Regions from separate parts of the Homo sapiens genome. Here region 2 is linked to region 1. A link is a loop called in an ENCODE intact Hi-C map of the cell type or tissue named here. Cell type or tissue: PC-3. All regions are shown on one strand. Each heading gives the region's core, and the rest is flanking DNA. Links, peaks and the distances in the headings are about the cores only.

Region 1 (8,342 bases), core at 210-8,209:
TCTTACGTTGGATGTTAAGTCCTCAAATATAAAGAATTTTAAGACTAGCTATTCTGTTTACCTGAAGATACCTTTATATGGCGTCTAAATTCTGATTTCAGGCTCTAATAATGTCCTTGAAAACCAAAAATTTTTAAAGGGAAGAAGCCATAACAATTGATTTAGACATGAGGCATATATATGGCCATCTCTCTCTACATATATTTTACTGATCTTAATTACTACATGATGACTGGTGACTGCTTCAACATCCTATGAGCATTGTCTTCTTTGAAACAGGAGTTACAGGTCAGCTATCCTACAGTTGTTAGTGGTGAGGGCAACTTGATATTCTTTATTAACTGAACAAAACCCTTAAAACTCGATCCTGTACTCAAGCCATAAATGCTGCCTCTGCAGCTGAGACTTGCAGAGGGGCTCTCAGAAAAACAGGAGGACACCCTGTCTGCTCAAGATCGGTTTACTCCACAACTGAGAAAGGGCTCACTTTGAAATAAGGATACTTTGCTTGGGGGTTCAGAATTTATGCATCGGTACTTGCGTCTGTGACAATTTTATCGCATGTCCACAAAAACAGAACAATTAAAGTGGCATTCTGACAGGAGTCTAGCTTCTGAAAACCTGACATCTCTACTAAATGATGTGGAATGTATTAAGATCTGGGCAAGCGCATTTCATGTAAAAGTTGAATGGGTTGTATGTTGTGAATTATATACAGTTTTATAGTCACTGAAATCAACCGGTTATAGTCTGTCTCTTCCTGTACTAGACTGAAAAGAATGGAGCAGTCTAGGAAGGCTGGGATTTAAATAAAAGATATTAGATCCTTCTGTTCCCATGCTGAAACAGGGATTAGAATAACACATCTAAATACCTTAATGTTTTTAGCACAAAAAGCATTAATTTGATACTCTGCTTCCTTGAAATGCTTTATTAAGGCCCCCAAGACCCTCTCAGGAGCGTCTGGCTTCCTCAAAGTTAACATACATGTATTGTTCCCCACTGCACATTTTACTAGTATTTCAAAATAGTGTGCCTGACCTCTGCTGTGGGGAAGGTGGGAATAGGAATCAGAACTGAGAGGAAAGCTGAGAAGTGTTTGAGTTTTGACATTTCAGAGCAAACTTGTGACTCCTGCAGGACCAGGCATCGTGAGCTCATGCACGGCTGAAAATTAATGACAACGGAGATGCTTAATATATTGGATGGTTTTAATTAGGTCTGCCCTTCACCCATCACCTGTGCACAGAACAAAAGGTCATCTGATTACCAATCCCATATCTACACCAAACTGTAACTTCCTGCACTCTGGAAATAGTGGGTAGGCTATCCAGTTCTGACCTTCACCTCAGTCCTAATCCAAGCAATTAAGAGACCCCAGAGCCACAGGGACAGCAATGGCCAACACCATGTGTGCTTCACACTCAGGCAGGTAGTTTGCAGATTAATACTTCTCTCTTCCTCTTTCTCTTTCTTTCCCTTTCTCTCTCTCCCCCCTTCCTTCTTTCCTTTCTCTCTCTCTTTCTCTCTCTTTCTTAATTTGGAAGTGGAATTTCTTGGGTGGGAAAGGAGGTAATTTACACAAAGCTCTTTCTTCCAAGTAGCATACACACCTTCTAAAACCCAAAGACTGTTTAACAAGCCACTTATTCTAGATCTCAATAGCGGGAAATAATAATGCTTTACTTTTTCATGGTTATATGTGTAAAACTGTTTTAAAAAAACAGGAGTGGCATTCTACCATTCCAAAAATGGAACATGAAAATGACTTCCAGTGATTCTATATGTCTGCTAATGTCCTGGTGAATGGCAGAGAAAAGATGGACAAACGGATTTCAGATAGATGTGGTGGTGGTGGCAGGTGGATGAATATAGGTACATGGGGGCCTGCCTATAGAGAGGACATGAGCCCCAAGACATTGTGTATCCATAGAAGAAACACATTTTTATAACTAATTATAATAGTAGTTGACATAATCTAATGTAAAGGTTATTTTGCAACTTGCTTTTCTAATTGATTAATACCATCATAATAGCACTTCCTTGGACAAAGTCTGATCTGAAATGTGGTTGGCTATGTGCTTCTGTCTCCATAATTAGGCTACAAGCTACTTGGTGTTAGGGACTTGTTTTACTCCTCTTTAGACCTTTAGCATCATACACAATAGGTAATAAACAAATATTTGCTTAATTGCCCATGTTTTTGCAATGGTTTTTTGGACTTAAAACACAGCTCTTTTTTCTTTCTCCTCCTCAATTGTTTCCATTTCATGTTCAAGGACACACTTATCATATGAAATGAGTAATGATCATCTTGCAGTTTTTGATCAAAAGGGGTGAAAGATTAAGGCTATGAGTTTATTACATCCCCTGTTCAGAGAAGCCAAATCCCAACTTTTGACTCCACCTGGTAGCTATTCAGTAAAGAGTAAATTAACATGAGGACAGCCATGTTTATCAGGTTATCTCCTTTTGGAGGTTAACAGCGGCAACCTAAACATCAAGTATGGCATTGTGGTGGCTTCATGGGTGGGGTCAATACCTCCAACAACTGCCTCACTCACCTGGGCTGGAAGCTGCAGCATGGAGCCAGCAGGACCCTGTGCCTTCAGAATAGAGCTAGTCACTGAGCTCAGAAAGGAGATAAAGGCCAGAGTGAGCCAGACACACAACCGCTTGGATTGGGAGGGTACCAAAGGGGGAGTTGAGAATGAAGAAAGTTCCAGCCATGAAACTTGAGAAATGAGGGGTTTGGGGGTCAGGAACACATATAACAGGGGCTCTCAGCTGACTGAGAAAAGGATTTTACTTCTCATGCTGTAAAGGTCTTGAAATATCATGCCTGTGCCTTACAATTACACTCACTTCTCAGCCGAATATGGGAGTCATCAACCCAACTGCGACTGAGTGTGATAGAGAGAGAGGTTAAGGCAGTGGAGTAGCAAGCAGCTTGGCAGAGAACACCCTCTCTTCTAAGTGCGTGTGCACACACACACACACACACACATAGTATATCGTTACACTGAACTGGCACATGGATAGAATTTAAAGTAGTGACAACTTTGGTGTTGTAATCTTTTCCCCAAACCATGTAACAAAATGACCTGCCATCCACTTAGATGAGAGTGACTCAGCTTCCAGGGCACAGTGGCAAGTGCATGCTAGGTCTTGGGGCTCTGGTGATAGAAAGGTGAGGAAAGCACGCGTGTGTCCACTGGAGCCACAGGGAGCGATGCTTTTTCTTTTTCTCCTATGGCCATCCTCCCACAGTGGCACAAGGTCCAGACCAGATTCTGTGACCAATGGTCCGAGGTGATAAAAACCAACATGTGAGGAAAAGCCTTCATGATCCTGTGGGCTATTTGGAAAATTCCTCCCTCCTCCCACCACTCCATCTCCTGGAGAGTAGGTGTATTGTCTCCCTAGAGGTTTAGTGTATGCTGTGGGGAAGGAGAAAAGAACTCAGGCGTTGGCAATGTGTGAACATATTAATGAGGGGGAAGGGTGGGGAACGAATGCGCTGAGCGAGCAGGATTCAAGGGATGGGCTGTACAGGGGCTCCCTGCCTCTTCTTAACCAGACAGACCCCCTCCCTGGTCCTCTTTTTCCTCCTCTGTGAAGAGACCAATGAGGAGGATTTCTAATGTTCCTTAAGCCAAAGCCTATGCTTTTAAGTTGAAAACAAAAATATGGGATTCAGTAATAATAATGATAGGGCAGCAGCAAGTGCTGATTTCGCACATACCATTTGATCATCAGTAACTGGGCTAAGTGCTTTCCACGCATTGGCTGCTGTAATCCTAAGCACAACTCTGCAAAATTGGTGCTGTTATTCTCTCCATTTTACAGGTAAGAAAACCCAGCTCAGAAAGATTGACACAGTATGCCCGAGGTCACAACCTAAGAAGTGGCCAAGACAAGACTAAACACAAGCAAGTGTCTTCTTGCTCCAGGCTCCACACCCTCACCTACTCTGTTACATTCTTTGATTTCTTCAAAACACACATTTGGAAGCTTTCACATAATTCTGCTGAGCAACTGGGCCGTGGGTGGGAGACAGAACACAGGTACCACAGCTTCCGCTCCCAACACTGTAAGAATCCAGCAGAGGAGCCACAACCACACCACTTCACTCCAGCCTGGACGAAAGAGCAAGACCCTGTCTCAAAAAAAAAAAAAAAAAGAATCCAACAGTTACCTAATCCTCCAATTCACAGTTTTCTGCTTATAATATGGGGACACCGCCATTGCCATCTGCTTCACAAGATAACCATGAAAACTGAATAAATGATAAAGATGGATGAAAGGTGAAAAAACCTATCCTGGCTGCTACACCTGGAGTAGGAGCTGCTGCTGCATGCTATCCTGGAGCACCATCCCCCTGCCTCTGTGAGGACACCATCCAGGCTGAGAGCTAGTGCTGGCTGGGAGTGCCCTTCCCCTCTCAGCTCCTGGCTTTAAGGCCTCTCAAGGTCTTCAGGACAGAGGTGGGAAGAGAAACAAGAAGAGAAGAAAGTCTTGGCTGACGTGTCCCTGTTTGAATTTATCTCCCTTCCCTTCAAGTCCACTGTCTATGTGTCAAATTCTATATGGGTTTTTTTTTGAGACGGAGTCTTGCACTGTCATCTGGGGTTGGAGTGCAGTGGTGTGATCTTGGCTGCCTGCAACGTCCACCTCCCAGGTTCAATCGATTCTCCTACATCAGCCTCCCAAGTAGCTGGGATTATACATGCCCGCCACCATGCCCAGCTAATTTTTTTGTATTTTTAGTAGAGAGGGGGTTTCACCATGTTGGCCAGGCTGGTCTCAAACTCCTGACCTCATGATTTGCCCACCTCAGCCTCTCAAAGTTCTGGGATTACAGGCATGAGCCACCGTGCTCGGCCTGGGGTTTCTTTATATATCAACCTATTATATTATATTACATATTCACACTGAAATTATTACTCACTGAATATGAATAACACAAATAAGATAGTAAGTTCCTACAGGGAAAAGATTATGTCTTCATTTTTAAATTGCCCCTACATTCAACGGAATGCTTTGCACACAATGGCTACTGCCAATTTTGCCTATGTGAATCAGATTGCAGCAATAATGGGAACAGTTTTGATAAGCAGTAGGAGGGCCACAGGACACAGGTGGGTTTGGAGATGGAATGAATCAGGAATGAAGAAGGAACTTTGGCAGGGTCAGTATGCCTCCCTTTCTGTAGCTTTGTCCCTGGGTGAAGCTGGGAGCTACAGTGGAGAGGGCCTGCCTCTGGAGATGGAATTGTGATAGTACCATCATTTGTCTTGATTGATTAGAACTGTACATTTAGCTCATCCTGACCTGATGCCCTAAAACAGTATCAGCTGTTCACAAGAATAAATTACAAACATACGAATACATGCAACTGTCACAAACATTGTCTCCTCAAGCAACGTCAAACAGCAAAGTGATTCTTTTCCATTCATGTGCTGGAAGTAGTTTTTCCTCTTACTCTTACCTCCAACAACAACAAAAAACCCAAAAAACAAATCAGCAAATAATCCAATCAAGGTGCAATTAGTATAAGTGGAAGTCTAGAAACAGTGTTTCACTAAGAAAATTGACAGAAATTGACATAAAACAAATTTTGAAAAAGCCTATGTAAAATAACACCAGACAACTAACAAGTGAAAACCACAACCATCCACTCCAACAGAAGACCATTTTTCTTAGCCTAAAATCCTAATTTATATAATTATTCTCTATCATAATAATCTCTTTTGCTATATTAAAAAACAGAAGTACTTTATCTCTGAAATGATTCTTAAATATTATAAAAATTAAATTAAAAATGGGATTTTTTGCTTTATATTTGACTAGAACAATTTTTTAAAATGAGCTAACACCGCTCTGTTTTTTGACATCAGAAAATTCTCCAAGATTCCCTTAGTTACATGGGGCTATATTTGTGCTATAAACTTCTAACTAGAGTTCTTCTAAATTGAAGGTATTAATTTCCAGTCAAAGGAAAATGTTTCAACATTATTGAAAAGAGAGTTCTGACTGGCTTCCAAGAAGCTATTTGTAGCTCATATCAGTAAAACCTCAAAAAAAAAAAATCGCATACTTTTTTTTCCATTTGAAATGTTTAAAAGGTGAAGTTTTCCTAAAATGCAAACAGAAAGCCATTCCTTCCTGTAACGACAAATGCTGAGTCTGGGCAGCCGGCATAGTGGCATGCCTGTTCTGTTCAGGGCCAGGGCCAGTTCTTCTTCGTCAGTTTTCTATGTACATTTTAGGATTCTTTATCAGCATGTAATGAAGCTCAGGTCATTAGCAGAACAAAGAAAAATATATTAAACAACCCAGCTATGCAGATGGCAACAAACTAGTCAACCCACATAAATACACCAGGCAATTAAGGGAGATGTGCAGAGATAGCCTATGGCCTCCAAGGCGTTACGCAGTGATAAGGCAGGGCTATCCATCTTGACTGAACAAACGGTATCTGCAGTGCCTAACGGCTCATTGACTAAGTCACACAGACACCATGCTAAGTGCAAGGGGTGCAATTTCTTTGAAAGTCCTTCAGTGAATGAAGGAGAGGAAAAGCATACATGGATGTTGGCTTAATACACTTTAACAGTAATTAGGAAATAGCCATTTTCTATTTCTTCCAGATGCTATGTTAGTGATAGAAACAGACTTTTCCTTAACTCTGGGGCCTGCGTTTTGACATAAGTGGTGTTTGTCTTTTGGGTGCACCCCAAGCACTCAGGATACTGAGACCCTTCCACAATCAGGGAGCAACACATGGCTGTCATGTGGCTGCCAGTTCCAAAGACAAAATATCTCCAAGAGAGAAGCTGGGAAAGGACATCATTGAGCTAAGAAGCCATCCCTCCAGGTTGAGGATAATTTTCCCTCTGTGATCTCCCTGCAATACCAGCACCATGTTTGCTGTTTTCCCAGCATAGTCCTGGTGGTGTTCATCTCAATAGCTGGCATGGAGCTGGCACTCAGAGAGTATTTGTGGACTGACCTACCGCACTAGAATGAGATTCTCAAATTTGCAGCTATGCATTGCTGTACTCTGTAGAAAGGCAAACAGAGGACTGTATGCAACAAAGGGAGAGGAAGCCAATAACCACACAAGCCAGAGCGTCTGGCCAACATTCACATGAGTCAGCACTGAGCTGGGGGCTGGAAATAAGCTAGAAATGGCTGTATAAAGGATTGTGGGTCGAGCCAAAGGGCAGCTGTGGAACCACACCCTGTAAGTGTTAGCACTTGGTTTGTGAGCTCCCACTTCCCGGATTTCCCTGCCACTTTTGCTCATACAGTGTTCTTGGACGTGCTGTTGGCCACCAGGCTACCCTTTCTCTGATCAGCAGCGCCCCATGCCCACTCCTCCACTCTGCCCTGTCTGTCCCTTCTCTTGGCACAAGAGCTTAAGGGCCCAGCTTGCTGAAGGAGACCGAGGGAGGGCACAAAGACCCCACAGCAGCCAGCGCTGGTGGTGCCCCCCAGTACTCCACAGTGCAAGAGGGGAGAGATGACCTATTTATAAATCACCCCAGTAAAACCTGCTATCACACATAGCTCAAAGACACGCTAGAGGGTGGCAAGGAAAGGGAAGGAGGAGAGTTAGAAAGAAAAATCAGAGGAGCCTTGCCCTGAGCTAGTTCTGAGACCATGGATAGAGATGCTGAACTAAAACCAGCCAAAAAGAATCTGAGGTAGAGGAAACACTTTGAACAGAGTTTGGCAACAACAAAGTAGACTAATATCACATAATGCTTATGTGTGGGCAAACAAGCACTGGCCAGGAGTTAGAGGCTGCATTGAGCTATGCTTGCACTGCCACTGCACTCCAGCCTGGGCAACATAGTGAGACCCTGTCTCTAAACACAAAACAAAACAAAAAACCATGCAGTCAGCATATGTCCATTCTTCCAGAACAATACATTTTACATCTACTGCACTCTCAAGGACCTGCTGATGAACAATAAGCTAGTGACTGTGCCTATGACCTTGTCTATTTATCCATTTACTTTCTTAAGATAAATTTCTTTCTTTTTTTTCAGAGTCTCACTCTGTCGCCCCGGCTGGAGTGCAAGAGTATGATCTCGGCTCACTGCAACCTTTTCCCGGGTTCAAGCGATTCTCCTGCCTCAGTCCCCCAAGTAGCTAGGACTACAGGGGTATGCCACCACTCCTGGCTAATTTTTGTATTTGTAGTAGAGATGGGGTTTCACCACATTGGCCAGGCTGGTCTTGAACTCCTGACCCCAAGTGATCCACCTGCCTCAGCCTCCCGAAGTGTTGGGATTACAGGCGTGAGCCACTGCGCCTGGCCTCTTAGGATA
Region 2 (8,342 bases), core at 253-8,252, 47 kb before region 1:
AAAAACAGATAAATTAGACTTTATCAAAATTACAAACATTTGTGCTAAAAAAAAAAAAACACTATAAAGAAGGTGAAAAGACAACCTACAGAATGGGATAAAATATTTACAAATAATATATCTCATATAGGATTTGGCATTTGTATATAGATTACATAAAGAACACTTATAGTCCAACAATAAAAAGACAACCCAATCCAAAAATGGGCAAAGAATCTGAATAGACATTGCTCCAAAGATGATATATAAACGGCTAATAACCACATGAAAAGATGTTTAACATCCTTACTCATCATGGAAATGGAAACCAAAACCACAATGGCATACCACTTCAAACCCATCAGAATGGTTATAGTAAAAAAAGACAGACAATACAAGTGCTGGTGAGGATATGGAGAAACTGGAACCTAGCACATTGCTGGTAAGAATGTAAAATGATGAAGCCACTTCAGAAAACAGTTCAACAGTTCCTCAAAATGTTAAAGATAGCGTTATCATTATGACTCACCAATTCCACTTCTAGGTATTGAAGAGAACTGAATACCTATTTCTATACAAAAAACCTGTATACAGATGTTCATAGCAGTGAAACCAAGAGGTTAATCTGATCACAACTGCCTGCTCTGCTTGCTTTTGGCCACTTGCTTTATGTTATTTTTGTCCCTTTTCCATGAAGTTGAAGGCCGTGCCACAGAACACTGAAACTTAACCATTACTGGCTGCATTACAGATGACATTCCTGGTAATGTTGGCTTCAGCTGTTTTTCAGAAACTTGGGCCAGCTGCTGTTCACTTCAAACCAGCTGAGACCACCAACCCTTCAAGTGGGCCTGCGCAAATGCCTGAGAGGTGGCCTTTTGAAGCCAGAGGGCCAAAAAACTCCACCCACAGATCATGCTAAAGCTGCCATCTTCTGTATATATGTCATATGAAGTGCCAAGAACCCCAAATACGCTTGCACAAATGAACCTGTTACTTCCTAACCCAAAAATATTCCTAAGTCTTATCGGCAGGGAGGTGGATTTGAGAGCTGTTCTCCCGCCTCCTCAACTTACCCCTGTGAACAAATCTTTTCTCTTTTGGAAACCTCAGGATACATGCTGCCCTACGTATGTTTCTTTGTAAAGCAAGCATTTCTAGGGCATGAAATAAAGTTGATCTTCCAACAAATGAAGAATGATCTCCCATCTCATCACCAGGAGCCTGCTCTTATGACCTGCCCTTCAGAGTAGAAGATATTATATTAGAGCACTGCATACTGTTATTTGAGATTAAAGTGTTTGCATTTTTTTTACTTTCTTATACATACTGGATATACCTACCATGAATTAAATAGTCCAGAAAAAAAAACTATATTGGCAATCATTTAGCATCTTTGAATGCATCCAAATCAATGTGAGAACTAATAAGTTCTTACATTGATCTATAGCCTTCATCAAGTCAGTAATTTAAATATTTCCACGGTTTCAAAATTAAGTGCCATGTGCCATTTTATAAACACTCAGACTCAATCCCTGGAACACCATCATGGTTTACAGTATGGAATACATATGGAGACTATATATGCACTGCTTTAAATTTCAAGCATGTAGAGATTTCCAAAGCAAGCTCTGCTTTTGAGTAAATTATACATACTACAGCTTTTATTATAACCAGACAAAAGATATCTTACTTTGTTACTCTTTTTCTTTTTTTTTGAGACAGGGTCTTACTCTGTTGCCCAGGCTGGAGTACAGTGGCATGATCTTGGCTCACAGTAGCCTTGACCACCCTGGGCTCAGGTGATCCTCTGATCTTAGCTTCCCAAGTAGCTAGGAATACAGGTGTGCACCACCATGCCTGGCTAATTTTGTATTTTTGCATTTTTTATAGAGATAGATTTTTGCCATGTTGCGCAGGCTGGTATCGAACTCCTAGGCTCAAGTGATATGTCCACCCCAGCCTCCCAAAGTGCTGGGATTACAGGTGTGAGCCACCACACCTGGCCTCCTCATTAAATAAAAGGTAGAAGGAAAAAAAATAGGGTAGATGGAAAAAATAAGCTAACTCCAAGTATCCATCTGTTGGATTCTAAAGCAAAGTCTGAATTTGTAGGAAATGAGAATGCAAACAAGAAAAGTTATTTTAACAAAACTCTTAGCAAAGCACCGAAAATACATAGACTGAAAATTAATGACCAAGAAAACAGAAGCTGGCAACTGAATGTTTAATGTCAGTGAGTTGGATAACTGTTACATTTTGGACCTAAGACCTCCATAATTTAAAACTATTAAACAATGCTAAAAATCTGCTGGCAGTGTTTAACCATTTAACGCCTCATTTTTCTCCTGCACAAACCTCTTAAACCTCAGCTAGCTTCTACCTTTTCTTGATGCTAGAAGTCCCCTTGGGCAGAGACTCTGATTTTAAGTTCACAGAATTCATTTTTCTGCGCACTAAGTTGAGAAGTCCCCAAACCAGCCTGTGGCAGCTCGGCACCCAGAATGCACGGGGTTCAGAGTGTCTCTCCTGGAGGAGCCCCTTCAGAGTAAACAAAATGCCAGCCCAAAGGAAGCTCTGTCTTAACAGAAAAAGAGGAAAAGCTCATCTTTAAAGACACTTCTATATTTAGAATGTGTTTACAGAAAGCTCCACTGTGTAGAGGTACCAATAAGAGAGAAACTAGCCACACATTCTAGTCCTGTACGTGTAGAAACAATTGTTTTTCTCTATTTAATTGTTAGATTAATATACTTATAAAGCTACAAAACTCATTATATAAAATTGGTTAAAATTATAGAAAATTAAACTGTAAAACACATGGAAGTTGCATTTCAGAATTAAAATGAGCTTTACCATCCCTGTCAGAGCGGAGAGGCTTCTAAATCTTATAGCTTTTTAAACAGGCACCACTTATTTCTATCTTTACACTTTTAATACAAGCTGTAATATTTGGTAACACTCCTTCACAGCCAAGAATCCACTGTACATTAATATCATTAAAACGGCCATTCCTTACCCCACCCCCAGCAGAAAATGACTATTAATTAAGACAAGCATTTTATACATACTGGAAAAAACGAAAAGGCAAAGTTGAAACAAAATGCTTTGCCAATGTATACAATATATGATATGCATAGGTAGTGACTTCGCCAGTGGAATATTATTGCTAATGTGCTTTTTTCTCTAAAAACTCATCTCTTTGTCCTTGCTGTGTATAATCATTTGTTATTTCTTCCAACACAGAAAACAGAAGTTCTTGTGCTGCTTGTCATACTACTTCAGTGTGTGCTCTTTAAAATAAGTTAAGCAAATGTGCCAGAGATGGCGTTTTAGAAAAGCTAGAGATTGAGTACTGTGTGCAAACACATACACAGTTCTCAGATGCCTCTTCAGTACTGTGATTCCGAAAACCATAGTACTAAGCACCACTTCTAGCTACAGGAAACAGCAGGTAATATTCCAACGTATTAACAACAAACAGGTTTGGCTAAGTGAACCACAGTTTGATGTGGAGAACTTAGGAAAGCCTTCAGGTAATGGTAACATCTGAGTCAGTTTTTGAAGGATTGGCAGAACTTCAATACTAACATATGGGGAAGAGGGATGTGGCATTTTGGTCCCGAGGCTGATCTGTGCACACGCACGAGAGTTGGACTGCACAACTAATCTGTGTGATATTTACTTATTATATGGCTGGAGGTAAATAAAGTTTATATCTGGGCCACATCTTTACAAATATACAATTTAATAATATACATATATATTTTTACATATCATGGGATATTCCTTAAATTGACTCCATGAACCTCTACTAAATTACTATGTTGTAGATTTAACTGTTCCCCAAACACTGAGGTTCTCATTTTGATATTCAGTTTCAACAAATTGATGAGTTTATATTAAACTCGTTTTTTACATCTGGTACAATCCTGTCACCTGACTTACTTAAGACCTGTAGTTAGTCACTTGAAAAAGCCATGAAACCTGACCACATACATATTGCATTTAACTACGAATACATAAACATAAAGTCATTCAACCAAAATGTGGTTCTGTATCCAAGAACTGCTCTCCTGGCTCCATATTCTCCATCACACATAGATACCACAGAGTGTCAATGTGATTTCAGTTAGAAAATGTCCGGTTTCAGGGTTTTAAGTAAAGGAAAAATTACAAGGCAATTTGAGTGTACATCCTTCACGCCTTTAAAAAAAAAATTCTCCAGTTTTTCACAGTTGTCTTACCCATATCTAATTAGCTTAAAAAAAAAAAAACTCACCTTTGAGTCTTTCCAAAGCATACAAATTAGTTTTTATTTTAAAAAGCTCCCTTATTTTCTGTGCGCATATTTCATCATTTTATGTAACAGTTTATATTCTGCGGTTCTAGTAACTTGCACCTCTAGTGAGGCAGTAACCACTGAAGGGGCTCATGGAATGAAAGGGAAGTGGAACTTCATTTTTCTTCTTTCACAACCACAGGAGTTTCAACGTGTTAGGTGGGAGGTTGACTTTTATGATGAAATTGAAGGTAAGTCTATTTTCAGACTTATCTATTGCTAAATTAATATCCAGCACATCAGGCTTCCATTTTACAACTCAATCAGAACTGATACACATACTGATAACAGAATTCCAGCAGCTGCATTTCCTACTGCCTCACAGACTGCCTTTCTGCATTGAATTTGAGAAAAAGTTCTCAAGCACAGTGAACATGTATCATCTTCCTATATTTTGTGTAAGAAATGAAGCTCACTTAGGATTACTGTATTTCCTAATTAAAATATGCCATTCGTATCTCATAATACTAAAGTCAATTTTTTTTAAAGTTGGCCAGCATTTAGCAGGCATTAGTCATCCCATCTTTCAATGCTTTTCCTACCCCCGGATGATCAAGACAGGGAATGTAGCTGCTGGTCTTCAAGCTCTCCATGGAGTTGCCAGTATAGAAACTGAGCCTCAATCACTGAATCTTAACCACTTGTTTCCCTGCCATTACTCATTGTTCATATTTGTAAAGACAAGTTCTAAGATGATGTATACTTATTTGTAACAATAATAGGAACTGTTTTCTGCAAGGCAAAACTTTTTAAAGTTCTGCTATTCATACAACGAATCTCTAACGTAGGTTACCATGTGATATGGTTTGGCTGTGTCCTCACCCAAATCTCATCTTGAATTGTAGTTCCCATAATCCTCACGTGTCATGGGAGGGACCCGGTGGGAGGTAATTGAATCATGGGGGCAGATACCTACATGTTATTCTCGTGATAATGAGGGAGTTCTCCCGAGATCTGATGGTTTTATAAGTGGCTTTCTGCCCCCACTTTGCTCTGCACTTCTCCTTGATGCTGCCATGTGAAGAAGGACATGTATGCTTCCCCTTCCACCATGACTGTAAGTTTCCTGAGGCCTCCCCAGCCATGCAGAACTATGAGTCAATTAAACCTCTTTCCTTTGTAAGTTACCCAGTCTCAGGCAGTTCTTTATTAGCAGTGTGAGAATGGACTAATACACCATGTATATCATATTTTTAATATTTAAATAGTCAAGTAACATTTGTTCACACCCAACAACTTCATTATCTTCACGTTTCAAAGTATATTGCCAAATCTCTCAATAGCAAATTCAAGGCCTCTGGCAAGAAGAAGAAGGAGAAGGAGGAGTACCCAGAAGCAGTTCCTCTCTGATCATTTGGAAACTTCTGGAGAAGTACCATCTTCAGGAGAGAGCCACCCACAGACAGGGATGTGGGAGGCAGGTTGTAAGAGCAGCACTGGCTCACATTTACCTGTATGAGCTGCAAAAAGAGTTATGTGTTTGGCCAGCGGGCCAGAACCGTGGGGCAATACTGAAGCCCTAGAGATTTTGGCTTGACACTGAGAAACATGGGGAATTTTCCTCAGGTCAGAGCACTAACTCATTCCAAGACAGCGAGTCTAGACAGCCCATAAGACTTGTTGAAAGCCTTAGAGAGAGATGCCCTGGGCTCCGCAGCCATCCCAGAAGAGGGAGCGCAGACTGCACTCCGAAGTAGAGTACCTAGAGCCTGGAGGTGGAGCATCTAGGCAGGCATAAACTCTACCCAGCAAATGTTCATTCTCTTTCCATAAGGCAGATTTCTTTTCCCGTTGTAACTTGGATGTATGTTATTCAGACAATAACCCGATGTTTTCCTACAAACAGACCTCAGCAGCTCTGAGCAAGATTAGGGCTCGGATTTCAGTTTCCACGGCTGCCTGGAAGCATCCTTTTCCTGACGGTCAAGATCTCAGAAATTCTCGACCCTGAAAGATGCTTTCTGCTGCCTCTGCTCAGAATTAATACAGAACTGGGCAACAGAACACTTTTAAGGTGGATCTTAGGATCATAAGCCCTTTTTGGCTGCCAAAACCATCTCTCCTGTAACACCTTACAGTTATTCTCACTGTTGCTTACTGAGACTTTTTATGAGGGTTAGGTTTTCCAGGCATGGGTGGAGACAAGGAGGCAGGCTGCAGCAGGGCTTGGAGATGGAAACACTCAGCATGACGGCGATCGCCCAGGGAGTTACTTCTTAGCATGGAGACATATGTACTTCTTGTGAAATGTTCACTTTCTCAGTTCAGCAAATCTCCTTCCTATGGATGAATTTTTAGGCAGAAATTCATATAGTGCCTCCAGGTGTCCAGGAGCCTGCCACACTACTCCTTTAAAGTCAAAATGAGTTGCTGCACCCTATATAATAAGCAAGATTCTTGAAAAATCACGGGAAAGAGGCTTATTTTAGATATCTGGGCCTGATTCAAGATACTGTGCAATAATGTCTGGCGTGAGCATCTTTTGGTTGACTTTTCAGGACTGATCTTATTATCCAATTTGTTGTTTTATAATCATGTAACTGTGTTTATTTCCTTTCCTGCTCTGACCAGGTCTGCACAGGTTCCTGGTACTGGTTCCCACCATTCTCCATTGTACATTTTTACCTGTTATAGATTTTTACTCATTATAGATGCAGCATATGCAGTTAGTGTTCTAAAATCAGCATGTCTGGTTTAAATGCCAGCTTTGCTGCTGTTTGAGTGTGGACAAGTTACATCGCACCTCTGGGTGCCTTGGCTTCCTCACGTAAAATGAAGATCATCTAACAGGGACTTAGGAGTTGGTGGACATTAAATAAGTGAATACAGTATGTGTAAAACACTTAAAGCAATGGACGGTACATTAAAAGGCCCAATAAATGTGAGCTGCTGTTGTTATTACGATTATGGTAGAATATATGGAACCACCAGCAAAGGTTTCATTCACCTTTAACCTCCTTTAGGAAATATGCTACATTTTCCTGAAGATCTGAGTGCTCTATTGGAAACAGCCAATTTTGTTTTCATGAAGTAGAGTTACTATTTTGCTCTCCTGGGTTGAAAGAGAAAAGATTTTTTGCTCAATCACATCCCCCTGCTTTACGGCAGCTTCATCTGCCATCAGCAAGAGCACTTGAAATGCTTTGAGGGCAGCTTCCAGAGAAGGGAGTCCTTAAAAATCCATGCAGACAAATGTTCAGGGGAAAGGTCCTTGTTCATCTAAATACACTCAGGGACGGAGGCAAGGCCACAGGGACTACTCTCTCCAGGCTCTTCTGCAGCCCACAGCTGCCCTCCAACGTGGAAGACTTGTGTGAAATTATTTTCAAGTAACAAACTTCTGTCAGATCCCACATAATCATCTATGGCAATGATTCCGTGTCTGGGAAGCGGCTGCATGTGTTTAGACTCAGGTAGGAGCTCCATATTCATGCCACCAAAGGAGTTAAAAATATGATGTTCTGGCATATTGGCTGTTTTGATTTAAGGGAACCTAAAAAACAGCAGGCACAAGAAGATCACTGTGACCTTCGTTCTGTTTCTTAAAGGCAGGAGGTGAAACTCCCATGTGAAAGATGTCCTTCCTACCCCAAAAGGAAAGTAGCATTCTTATCATCAAGGATAGAAGGTTGAATCCAAGGGAAATCTGCACAAAGGTTGTTAACTAACCCTTATCATCCTAGTTCCTTCTCCAATAATTACCTACCCTAGGCCAAGCCTGCTGGCCTTATCGCATTTTACAACTTATCTTTGTTTGTCCAATTCAATATATAAAAATAACTGACTGTGTTTTTTTTTTAATCTTTATTTTCCTTTGAGGGCTCCCGTGCCACATAAAACTTATATTAAATAAATTGGTGTGCTTTTCTCCTGTTAATTTGTTCTGTCAATTTTTTTTTTCTTAGAGATGGGGGTCTCACTATGTTGCCCAGGCTGGTCTCAAACTCCTGGCCTCAAGCAATCCTCCTGCCTCAGCCTCCCTAGTAGCTGGGATTACTGTGCCTGGCTTAATTTGTCATGT

The links. Hi-C counts contacts between places; a loop is a spot of excess contacts. Peaks named below come from ENCODE experiments on the same cell type or tissue, not always from the same donor. Only the 100,000 strongest peaks of a DNase experiment are listed, where the experiment ranks them.
Region 2: it touches region 1 in a loop (2.3-fold over the local background); 2 of 110 quality-filtered maps call a loop at or near these places.

The regions. Positions count from the first base shown.
Region 1 is chr13:25,752,169-25,760,510 of GRCh38, reverse strand. All of the region lies in intron 25 of ATP8A2 (ATPase phospholipid transporting 8A2), which reads right to left. Among named protein-coding and RNA genes, the nearest start is that of SHISA2, 300 kb to the left of the region's middle. In PC-3, for the core only: a CTCF peak has its summit at 3,369; a DNase peak (open chromatin) is centred at 7,120; H3K27ac peaks cover 1,242 bases.
Region 2 is chr13:25,798,872-25,807,213 of GRCh38, reverse strand. All of the region lies in intron 27 of ATP8A2 (ATPase phospholipid transporting 8A2), which reads right to left. Among named protein-coding and RNA genes, the nearest start is that of SHISA2, 250 kb to the left of the region's middle. In PC-3, for the core only: no CTCF peak of the experiment used is centred there; DNase peaks (open chromatin) are centred at 303 and 3,483; H3K27me3 peaks cover 460 bases.